Linked DNA regions of Mus musculus: region 2 is linked to region 1. The links are chromatin contacts, found by Hi-C or POLR2A ChIA-PET in ENCODE. All regions are on one chromosome and are shown on one strand. Each heading gives the region's core, a stretch centred on a gene start or an enhancer-like site at or near the end of the contact. The rest is flanking DNA. Distances are from core to core; before and after follow the strand shown. Region 1 has its middle 39 kb from the start of Gm51967. Region 2 has its middle 15 kb from the start of Gm51967.

Evidence for each region. Hi-C counts contacts between places; a loop is a spot of excess contacts on that map. ChIA-PET counts read pairs that join two places held with the same protein, here RNA polymerase II (POLR2A).
Region 2: a loop to region 1 is called in a map of left cerebral cortex, with 1.8 times the contacts of the local background. The contact joins two enhancer-like sites. A Hi-C loop is called at or near these places in 1 of 37 maps with a recorded cell type or tissue (left cerebral cortex). POLR2A ChIA-PET finds 5 or more read pairs at or near these places in 1 of 5 experiments (Patski).

The regions. Positions count from the first base shown.
Region 1 is chr12:8,407,696-8,413,175 of GRCm38, reverse strand. No RefSeq gene overlaps it. Among named protein-coding and RNA genes, the nearest start is that of Gm51967, 39 kb to the left of the region's middle. Within about 2 kb of position 2,260, at least 1 of the 3 ENCODE cell types and tissues checked has a DNase peak (open chromatin) inside an H3K27ac peak, as active enhancers do.
Region 2 is chr12:8,461,036-8,466,515 of GRCm38, reverse strand. No RefSeq gene overlaps it. Among named protein-coding and RNA genes, the nearest start is that of Gm51967, 15 kb to the right of the region's middle. Within about 2 kb of position 2,007, at least 1 of the 3 ENCODE cell types and tissues checked has a DNase peak (open chromatin) inside an H3K27ac peak, as active enhancers do.

The DNA.
Region 1 (5,480 bases), core at 1,011-3,510:
GGACTCCTAACAGTAGGAACTGGACTCTCCCTGACTCTGTTGCCTGCCTTGGGGACCCTTTCCGCTAACTGGGCTGCCTTGTCTGGTTGAATAGAAATGCCTCATCTTACTGCAACTTATATGCCAAGGCTGGTTGATATCCATGGGAGGCCTCCCCTTCTCTGAAGAGAAAAGGAGGAGGAGTGGAGGGGGGAGGTGTCGGGAAAGGACTAGGAGAAGTGGGAGGGGAAACTGTGATATTAATTAATTAATTAATTAATTAAGCAAGCAAGCTTCGGGCTGGAGAGATGGCTCAGCGGTTAAGAGCACTGACTACTCTTCTGAAGGTCCTGAATTCAAACCCCAGCAACCACATAGTGGCTCACAACCATCTGTAATGAGATCTTACGCCCTCTTCTGGAGTGTCTGAAGACAGCTACAGTGTACTTAGATATAATAATAAATCAATCTTTAGGCCAGACTGAGCAGGGCCGGAGCAAGGGGGGCTGACTGGAAGCAAGCAGAGGTCCTGAATTCAAATTTCCAGCAACCGCATGATGTCTCACAAACATCAGTACAGCTACAGTGTACTCATATACGTTAAACGAACAAACAAACAAACAAATCTTTTTTTAAAAAAAGTCCTGATTGCTTTAAAAAAAAAAAAAAGCAAACTTCACAACCCAGGGCCTGAGCATAGCAGAACACAATAGGTACTTACTGGAATAGAAAAAACAAAACAAAACAAGATAACAATGATACCCTGATGTCACTGTTGTCTTCACTTTCTATTACACATACATACATGTACAAGAGCATCCTTCCAGAACACTCTGAGGAAATCCTGCTCTGCAACAGCCAGATAGTCTCACCCGGCACACCAAGTACCACACTCTGAACACTCACACCCTGGGCCTCTGCTGTTACATTGTGATGTAATAAGAAATACATGTATTTTTGTCTCATTCCCTGTCACACAACTCAGAAAATCTTCAGGCTCTGCAGAGTGATAGGATGCCTTTGTCCACTGATGACATGACCGGTGATGACTCCCTAGACAGACTCAGGGTGTTAGCTGATCACCAGGCAAGACTCTGGTGACTGAAGACTGACCCCAACCGCTATAAACGATAGAGGAGCTGAAGGTTGAGTTGGTCTCTGTGGGTGATGATCATCAGTTAGATCACCTAGCAAAGCCTTTAAGGGACCCGAATGAACCAGGTTCAGGAAGCTTCCAGATGCTGTCCATAAGGAGGTATGGGGGTGGAGGTGACCAGAGAAATGGTAGCAGTCCCCACTCAATGCTCAGCCACAACTGGACATCTGTATCACCCTTACCAAGGCTCCGGGACACTGTGGAGGGTGGAGGCAGGATTGTAAGAACCAGAGGTGGGGGAGCACTGGAGAAAAAATATCTTCTGGCAGTCCAGCCTGCATTGCTCATGAGCTCACAGCATCCATGGTTGCCTGTGCACATGATCAGGCCAACATTTTACATGAGCCTATATGGAGCAATGGACAGTTGGTTGCTTCTAGCGGAGGAACGGACAGTTTCTTTAAGGCTGAACGTGCCCCAGTGGATGCCTGCGGCCCCCACAGGAGCACAAACTAGAATTGATGGGTTATAAAACTTAGAGGGCATGAAGGGGGAGGGGCTAGGGAAGTCAGGGTGGAGTGTGAGGAGTGAGGGGAAGGAGTGGGCAGGTGAAAGACTTAATCTACCTGTTCATCTCTCTCGTCTGGTTGTTCATCTGAATCCTTCATTTATCCTGTGTAATAAGTGAGCAAACCTATGTGAAGTGTTTCCCTGAGCTCTGTAAGCTGTCTTAGCAAATTAACTGAACACGAGGCAGGAGATGTGAGAATCCGTGCTTTATAGCTTGCTGGGGGAAGCACGTGCTCCCACCCCTAAGGCTTATGATTGGCATGCAGAGTGGGGTAGGTGTCATGAGGACTGACTGAGTCCTCAGCCTGTGGGATGAATGGGCACTATCTGCAAGGGAATGGCGTCAGAACCGAAGTGCGTGAGAGGACGCTCTGCTGCTACCCACTGAGAACCCCTTAGCACGTGGTACATGCCCCCGATTAATGCGTCCGTCCGACAAGCGTGATGTGGGAGGGTAGGAGGACACTTTTTTTTTCTTTATTTTTAACACCCCTCCCCCACTCACTCCCAGGAGAGCAGAGCAGCTTTCCCACATCTTTGTCAGCTGCTCTAGGGAGTCGCAACCCGTAAGGTGCCAAAGCTTCCTAAAAATATCCGGAAAGCCTTGTTGCAGAGCTGCGAAGGTGAGCTGGAAGTGCACACCCCCAGGGAACATTCCTGGGCCCTGCGCCATCCCCCCCCCCCCCCAATTCCTAGTCTGCGCTCATCTGCAGGAGCCTGGATCAGAACACACTGACTGCAGTGCCTAGAAGTTCCAGGGAGCATCTCTGTTGTACCCAAAGACCAGAAAACTGAGGCCCAGAATGAGGCTACCCCAGACACCCTGGCTACCACTAATGGGCTCTGTAGAGTGTTTTTCTGTAGTCAAAAGCAGCTGACCATAGAAGGAAGTCAGAGGAAGCGAGCCCCACCCCCACCCCTGGACCCCAGGGATGGAATGTTGGGCCTCAAAGGCCTCCACACAGGAGCCGCTGAGTGCCTCCTCCCCACCCCAGCCCATGCCCCTCGAGATTTCCCTTATTACTTTTTTTAATTAAAAATTTTATTCTTTGAGAATTCCATGCATGTACGCAACGTACTTTAATCATATACACCCCCGAGTCCCCCCAGGAGTAGCTATCTCTTTGATGAGAGCTTCACGCTGGGCTCTTGACATGCATTGCTGTTTGGTATGGGACAGGGGGAGATGAGTGGATGGTGTGGTCTCTCTAGTTCACTAATAAAGAAAGGGCTTTCAGAACTTGCCGGAAGCCTCAAGCTAGAGAGAGGATGCCTCCTGTTTTGTGTGGGATCTTCAATCTTCCAGAGCTGGATGTGTTTGTTCCCAGGGCAGGGACCCTCTGAGCATTGTTACCAGCTCTGTCTCATCCCCTACTGACTGCTGACCACAAGCCCTCTAATGGTTTTCTCTCTGGTGTAGTGGGAGCAGCTTCGTGGCTATGTGCCTCCTTTCCTTTTGAGGCATCTCCCCATCTGAGCATGGCACAGCTCTGAGAGAGCCACAGATAGTGCCTGGGCTAGCTTTCTTCTTAACAGTCCTCTAAACTACCCCAGGATCTGGTGGTATGCGGACCAGAGTCAGGGAACTCGCCCCTATACACTTCTGTCCAGTTCCCATGCTCCTGAGTGTCCACAGCATTGTGAGTGTCACTGGGCTTCATGTTCCCATCTTTCTGGTCCAATAACACAGGCAGAACCCAAGTGTTACTTGCTCTTGTATGCCAGCACTCTGACTATGGGTTCTTCTCTTTGGCTGTGGCCACACCCAGCTGTGAGATGCAGGGAACTTGTCCCAGGCATCCCTCCACTTCCTGGAGGTCTTCTTTCTGCCTCTCCATTTTGTGTGCCCCACCCTGGAACCTCTGGACACTGTGAGATTCATGAATACAGGATGTCTGTTTGTGCTAGGCACATGCATAGGCCAGGTTGCCATCTAGCCTTGCATTAATATGGTGTGGTGAGCAATTTTGCACATGACAAAATAAGGTTTGGAGAACTGGTTGCATTAGGATGATCATCAGGGGCTTTAGGAGTCTGGCCTCGGGAGTCCTCACAAGTTAGACTTGGCTCCAGTGAAACACTGTAGTGAAACGCCGAGGCAGGAGCTTTGTTCATATCAGCCAGTTGGGAAGAGAAACTAACGAGGGTTGATGCTGCTGCAAATCTATCTTCTAGGTACTAACATCAGATTTAGGTTTAAATGGACAACAAGAAGTATGTGTGATTTGGTCCAGGTTGGCAGGAAACTAGAGACTGGAGATTAGCAGATTAATAACGCTGGTTAAGAGAGAAAGGCAAGAAACTCTTCTCCACTTTGGCTTCAGACAACAAAAGGAACACGTTGGAGTAAAATCACAATCCACAAACCTGTACCAGGTGTGGTGGCCATGCCTTTAATCCCAGCACTCAGAGGACAGAGGCCGATGAATTTCTGTGAGTTTGAGGTCAGCCTGGTCTACATGGTAGGTTCCAGGGCAGCCAAGGCTGTGTAGAGAGACCTCAGGTGTCTCAAAAAGAAAAAGAATATCAAACTTGAAAGAGGTGGGTGCTAAGCAATGTCCTAGAAAGGGCCAGGTACCTCAAGGGCCCAGCGCTTATGGCCTTTTCCTGGGCTCGCTCTTGCTCTCTCTCTCTCTCTCTCTCTCTCTCTCTCTCTCTCTCTCTCTCTCTCTTGGCTTTTCAAAACAGGGTTTCTCTGTGTAGCTCTGGCTGTCCTGGAACTCACTCTGTAGACCAGGCTGGCCTCGAACTCAGAAATCTGCTCGCCTCTGCCTCCCGAGTGCTGGAATTAAAGGCGTGCACCACCACTGCCTGGATGTACTTTTTGTTTCTTAACGAACTCTCTATTTCTAATTTTAACTTTTCCTTCCTAGTCTACTTCTTTGTCATGGTAGCTTAGAAGAACCTGGATACTTCTTTAGGTGCCTTGGAACTTAAATCTGGGATATAGCAAAAGTGTGGCCCTGCCCATCAATGACCTATACTATTGTCTGAACTCTTGGTCTGTCCTGCAGGTTGGTGTGACAGACAGGTCAGAACTGTGTAAATTCTCTTCCTGGGAGACAAGTTCCTGTTATTAGACGCGTTCTCACGACCGGCCAGGAAGAACACCACAGACCAGAATCTTCTGCGGCAAAGCTTTATTCTTACATCTTCAGGAACAGAGTGCAAGAAGCAAGAGAGCAAGAAGCAAGAGAGAGCGAGAAGCAAGAGAGCGAAAAAGCAAGAGAGAGAGAGAACGAAACCCCGTCCCTCTTAAGGAGCATTCTCCTTCGCCTCGGACGTGTCACTCCCTGATTGGCTGCAGCCCATCGGCCGAGTTGACGTCACGGGGAAGGCAGAGCACAAGTAGTCATAAGATACCCTTGGCACATGCGCAGATTATTTGTTTACCACTTAGAACACAGCTGTCAGCGCCATCTTGTAACGGCGAATGTGGGCGCGGCTCCCAACATCTCCCCCTATCCTTTTAATAAGAGCAAATAGGCCACCCATATTAATGAGAGTGGAGATAGAGGTCAAATCCCCAGTGTGTAGGTAAAGGAGCCATGTACAGGATTAGCTCCCAGGCTCACAGGCTTTTACCCAGAGCAACCCTGACCTGCTCCCGTGTCGTTTTGCCTGGGGGAAGGGAACTAGGACACTGAACCTTCATGAAAGATGACATGTCTCCCTAGAATAGGCTCATATATGCCGCAGAGCCTTTCCATTGCAGTGCTTAGCCTTGCAACTCTCTCGGGCTGCTGAAGCACACTCACTCTATCCCGTGCAATGAGACTAGCCTCATGGGATATAAGAGCTGAGTGGCCAGCGACCTATTGCCTAAGCATAGATA
Region 2 (5,480 bases), core at 758-3,257, 54 kb before region 1:
GGTCTGTCTTGCAGCTGCCGGGTTTCCCTCAGTGCTCCTCTCCTGAGGAGAGTATATTTACTTGGTTTCACTCCCAAGGAGCTGTGCTATGGGGGAGAAACTTCCATTAGGTACATAGAGAGGTCAAACCCTCCTCAGGCCCTTTGCCCGGAGCCTTCTTCTCCAGTCTAGGACTATCCTCTTAGCCACCTGAATTTCTGCTGAAGAAACCTCACAGTTTAAGGGCCCAGGGTCAGGGCCTTCGGCATGGACCACAGCAGATTTGGCTCCATGTGGCATTAGAGCATCCACTTGGTCTCCAGTGTAGAGTGATGGAAAGGAGCACTTCCTGCTAAGGTTACCCAGTAAGAAATCTAGGTAAACAACTGAGGATGGGGTGCGTGGGGAGTGGTACAGCCTTCAGGGAAGATGGTGTGGGCTCTTGGGCCTGAGTGCAGCTGTGAATACCACACTCCTCATATACTATGTATGTGTATATGTATGTGCGTGTGTGTGTGCACGGCATTGATGTCAGCTGCCTTCAGCTGTCACTTTATATCTGAATTGGAGGCAAGTGCTCTCACTGAATCTGGAGAGGTAAGAGCTGGCCAGCAAGTCTCAGAGGTCCTTCTGTCTTCCCTCCCTCAGCAGTAGAATTCCGTGCACACAGCACCACTCCTGTTTTTTTATATAAGTACTGGGAATGTGAAAAAAGTTCCCAATGATTGTGTAAGCCACCACTTTACCAACTGAACCACCTCCTCAGCTCAGAGTCTCTCTGTCTCTGTCTCTGTGTGTGTGTGTGTCTGTCTCTGTCTCTGTGTGTGTGTCTGTCTCTGTGTGTGTGTGTGTCTGTCTGTCTCTCTCTGTGGTGTGTGTGTGTGTGTGTGTGTGTGTGTGTGTGTGTGTGTAGACCAGGCTGGCCTTGAACTTAGAGACCTACCTGCCTCTGCCTCCTGAGTGCTGTGATTAAAGATGTGCGCTGTCACCTTCCCACTTGGAGTCTTCTCTTTAAGGGGCTCTCTGCACAAGTGATCTCCTACTCCTGGTCTGTGGCCTTCATGGAACAGCTGGAAGAGGAATGACTGGGAAAGGGGACAAGAGAGCAGAAAGAGAAAGAGGAGCCACATTGTATGGAATGAAGAAGGAAGCATTTGAGAAGAGACACATCCAAACCAGGGCTCAGAACACCTGGCATCCTTGGTCTGTTTCTGATGTGACAGTTTGTATGGCTGTCCCATTTTCTTATACTTTTTAGGAAGAGAAATTTGCAAATTCACTTAGCTGGGTGAGGAGCTACACAGCCCACACCTACAGCGAACAGCATCTCTTCTGGCCCTGTGTGGGTGCAGGATTCCCCGTAAGTGCCTACTTTTTCTCTTGTTAGCTGCTGCTGGGAATGTACCCGAAAGGGATGTCTGTTGCCTGGCAGAAGGCAGGAACTTGACCAGATCCAAAAGCTTGGGCCTCTAAGCTACAGGAGATGCACTGACAGATTTGGCTGTGTTTAAAAAAAATGCTCCACACAGATTTTTATAGGCACATATCTCAAGCCACCCATATTCGAGCTCGTCTCTCAGAAGCCCACTTAAACCATTCCTCCTGCCAAGGTTTTATACAGAATGGGAGATAGAGCTTGGGATGGGTAACTCAGGCTTTCTGCCTCAGTTTGCACATCTGAGATTCCTAAGCAGGATGCAGGCTTGCAGCCTCCGAGCCTGGGGTATTTTGCAGTGATAGATGCTCTTCTGAGCCACAGGGTACCTCCTAGGTGTCTGGCCTGTCTATTTCCAAGCATGTGAGAGAGAGAGAGAGAGAGAGAGAGAGAGAGAGAGAGAGAGAGAGAGAGAGAAGCACTCCCAGCCCAGGGTTTATAAGTGCATCTCAAAGCTAGACTCTGCTTGCCTGCCTGTCCCGGGATCTCTAGGTCTGGAACTGTCATGGATTCCACAGGCCCAGGCACCCAGTCCTAAGTGTGGGTTATAATTGCACCCCAACTCCTCCCGTCTCTGACTTTCTGCTAAAATGTAACCGTGGTAACTTGGTCAGGGAAGGAGCCCAGGGCAGTTTGGAAAGAGCTCTCTTTCAGTGCTGCTACATGCAGCTAGTCTTGTAGCCTGTGGTTCAGGTGAACCTCAGGGTTGCCCACGCACTCTGAGAGTGGATTCCTCAGGGTAACAGGGCAACAGGGCTTTGAATGCTCTCACCTGCGCCTGTGTGCGCTTCTGTTACTCCCATCTCTTCCCTCTCCCTGCCCCTCTCCTTCCAAGGCTACTTCTGGTCTATAGTTTGAGCAACATTACTTACTACTTTCTCTGGAGACAAAGCTTTCTGGCCAGGAGGGACCTGGTTATTATGTCCCTTTCTCTTTATGGAATCAGCCCCCAATCTATTAAAGGAAAAAAAAAAACCAGCAGGATCTTTAATAAATGGGCTTTAATCAAGGGAATTATCAAATGTGATTCATCCTCCCTCAGGGCAGATATGCAATTTATCTTTCAGCAAAGGACTCGGTGTCTTAATGCACAGGGCCTTGGAACAATGGCCATTAATCCCATCTGTCCCCATGAGAAGGAAGAAGCATTTGATGTTAGTGCCCAGGGCTCTGACCCCATTAGAAATTCTCCACTGGATTGCCCATAATGCTGACATCTTAACTAAAATGGGGCAGGAGAAGAGTAGCGTTCAGTGCTCCAGGGACGAGGCTAAGCTGGACCATAGTGTCCCCTCCTGCTCATGGGGACAGCCCTAGCTGCTAGGCTCAGGAAGGAGTGACCCCTCCTGCTCATGGAGACAGCCCTGGCTACTAGGCTCAGGGAGGAGTGGAGGGTGGTTGCTCAAACCCTCACTGTCTTTCTTGTTTCTTTGGGTTTCAGCCCAGATCAGGATGTGGGTGGGATGAGGGGGTAGGAGTGGGATTGATGGTGGGGTGGTAAGGTGGTAGGGTGGTGAATGGGGTGGTAAGGTGGGGGTTGAATGGGATGGTTGGGTGATGGAGGGGGGATGGTGGCACATTCTTGTACTGAACAAAGGCAATAAAGTGGGAGCTGTTCCAATCCCTGCTTTATTCACTCAAGTACGGTCATGGCACCTGGCCCCATTGTACCTACTATTGTCAAATAGAATGCGGCAGCAGGCAGGGGTACCTGGTGGGCCCATGCCAAGTTGCCCCTCTGAGAAATCACACATTCGACAGACCTGGTATAAAGAAGGTTGATTTGGGGCAAGGGGAGGAATTAATGGCTCGGAGAAGGGGTAGAGGCAGACTGGAGGGAGAGAAAGGCTGGCTAGGATCACTTGGGAAGAGGGGGAAAGGGGAGGAAAGATGAAGGGAGAGAAGGGGGGGAGGGAGAAAGGGAGGGAGGCAGGTAGCAAGCACTCTTTTCTACCTGGTGTGCCACCCACACCTGGCAGCAGGTAATGGCTGCAGATGGTGACTAAGCTGTTGCTAGGTCCCTGGGAGGAGCTGAGCGGCTTCTCCTGTAAGCCAATACCTACTGACCTATAAAATTACAGAATCAGGGGCTAGAACTGGGCTGAGATTATGGACTTGAGTCTACCTCTCTGCTTTCTTCCCACAGGGAAATGATTATAGTCTCTTTTTTAGCCTAGTGAGGAAGAAGGACGGATTTTCTCTACTCTAGATTCTCACAGCTGCAGCCCCTTACCTGGGCCAGGCCTGGCAAACCCGAACTCAGACTTCACCACCATCCATGGCAGCACCCCCACCCCACAACACCCAGCTCAACCCTTGTTTTGCCTTGGGTCCTGTTTGCCATAGACCCGGAGCCCAGGGGCCTGGGATGGCTGCCACAACACTGTTACAAGCTGACTCATTCCTAGACGTACAGAACCTCTTACAAGAAAACGCTAGAGCCACTGCAAACCTAATGCATTTTCAGAATCAGAGAATTAGAGAAAAATGGAATAAGTTGGGAAAGAATTTGTAGCAATCCACCCCCCCCCCAAAAAAAGTACCCTTTTTGTTTTTGTCTTCATCTTGGTCTCCATGAACAGAAGCATGCCCCAGGGAGCAACATTCCCAGGGCCTCTCCTGCCATTCCTGGTTCTGTGGAAGACCCACACTCATTGAAGCAAGGAAGGGCTGAGTGGCAAGAAATCTGACATGTCTGTCACATTATGGGTTGAGGCAGTGGGATGTCCCTTTGTTTTTCCCAGTAGCCTTTTCCCCTTTACTAATGGTTTCCAACACTTTCTTTCTTTTAAAAGTGTGTGTGTGTATTTTGCCTGCATGTATGTATATATGTGTCCTGTGAGTATTCCTGGTGATCTAGAAGGCCAAAGGGACAGTGTCAAATTCCCTGGAGCTAGGATTTTGGCTGGTTGTGAACTACCATATGGATGCTGGGAACTAAACCTTGGTCATCTGCAAAAGCAACAAGTGCTTTAGCTGCTCAATCATCTCTCCCACCAATTTCTCACAGCCAGATCCAAGCAACCACCCACCGGGAACTGCAGGGAGGTTTCAACCCTAGAGAGATACCCAACTACACAGATTTTGCCCAAGCAAGAAAAAAAAATTAGCCAGGCGGTGGTGGTACACGCCTTTAATCCCAGCACTCGGGAGGCAGAGGCAGGCGGATTTCTGAGTTCAAGGTCAGCCTGGTCTACAAAGTGAGTTCCAGGACAGCCAGGGCTATACAGAGAAACCCTGTCTTGAAAAAAGAAGAAGAAGAAGAAAAAAAAATCTTGCAAAGTCAAGAGCTGCACGCTTGGTAAAGCAGGACATCTGGCTTGTCCTAGAAGTTTCCGGTTTGCGTTTCAGACCTGTGGGGTAGGACTTCTCCAGGACAGATGCTGCTCAGCTCCTTGAGAATCTATGAGCTCACGCTCCCTGTAACTCAAGTTGGCTTCCTCCAACCCCCTTGTCTCCCACCTCAGTAGGTGAAGTCCATCCTGGGACACGGTTGTTGTCTCTGACCTTATGGCTCTCAAACCTCCATCTGAATCTGGATAGGCCAGTGTAGTTGTACAAACAGTGCTAGACTCTACTTTGGTAGATGTTATAGACTGAAGGTGCACCCTAGATTCCTGTGTTAAAATCTTCAACCCCAATATGATGTTATAACCAGGTAGGGCCTTTGATGGAATCACAAAGGCAGAGCCCCCTGAACAAAGTATCCTTACGAAAGTGCCCACGGAAAGCTCTCTCATCTTATCTAGTCAGCCATTGCAGCCCTGAAGATTTTCTGCACCAAACCGACCATGGTGTAATGCTCTCTGTAACCCTAGATACCCCACCTCTAGAGTTGGGAACAGTGAGGGACAAACTTCTGTTGCTTGTAAGCTGTACAGTTTATGATACCTTATTATAGAAGCAAAACTGAATTATGGTGGGGCAGTATTTTAGAGCAAGACCTGCAAATTTGCATTTTCAGCAAGTTCTGGGGGTGGGGGTTGGGTGGGGGTTGGGTGGGGGTGGTTGGGTGCTGCTACAGTTATTCTGGGGACCAACAACTGCTTTGTACATTCTGCTAGGT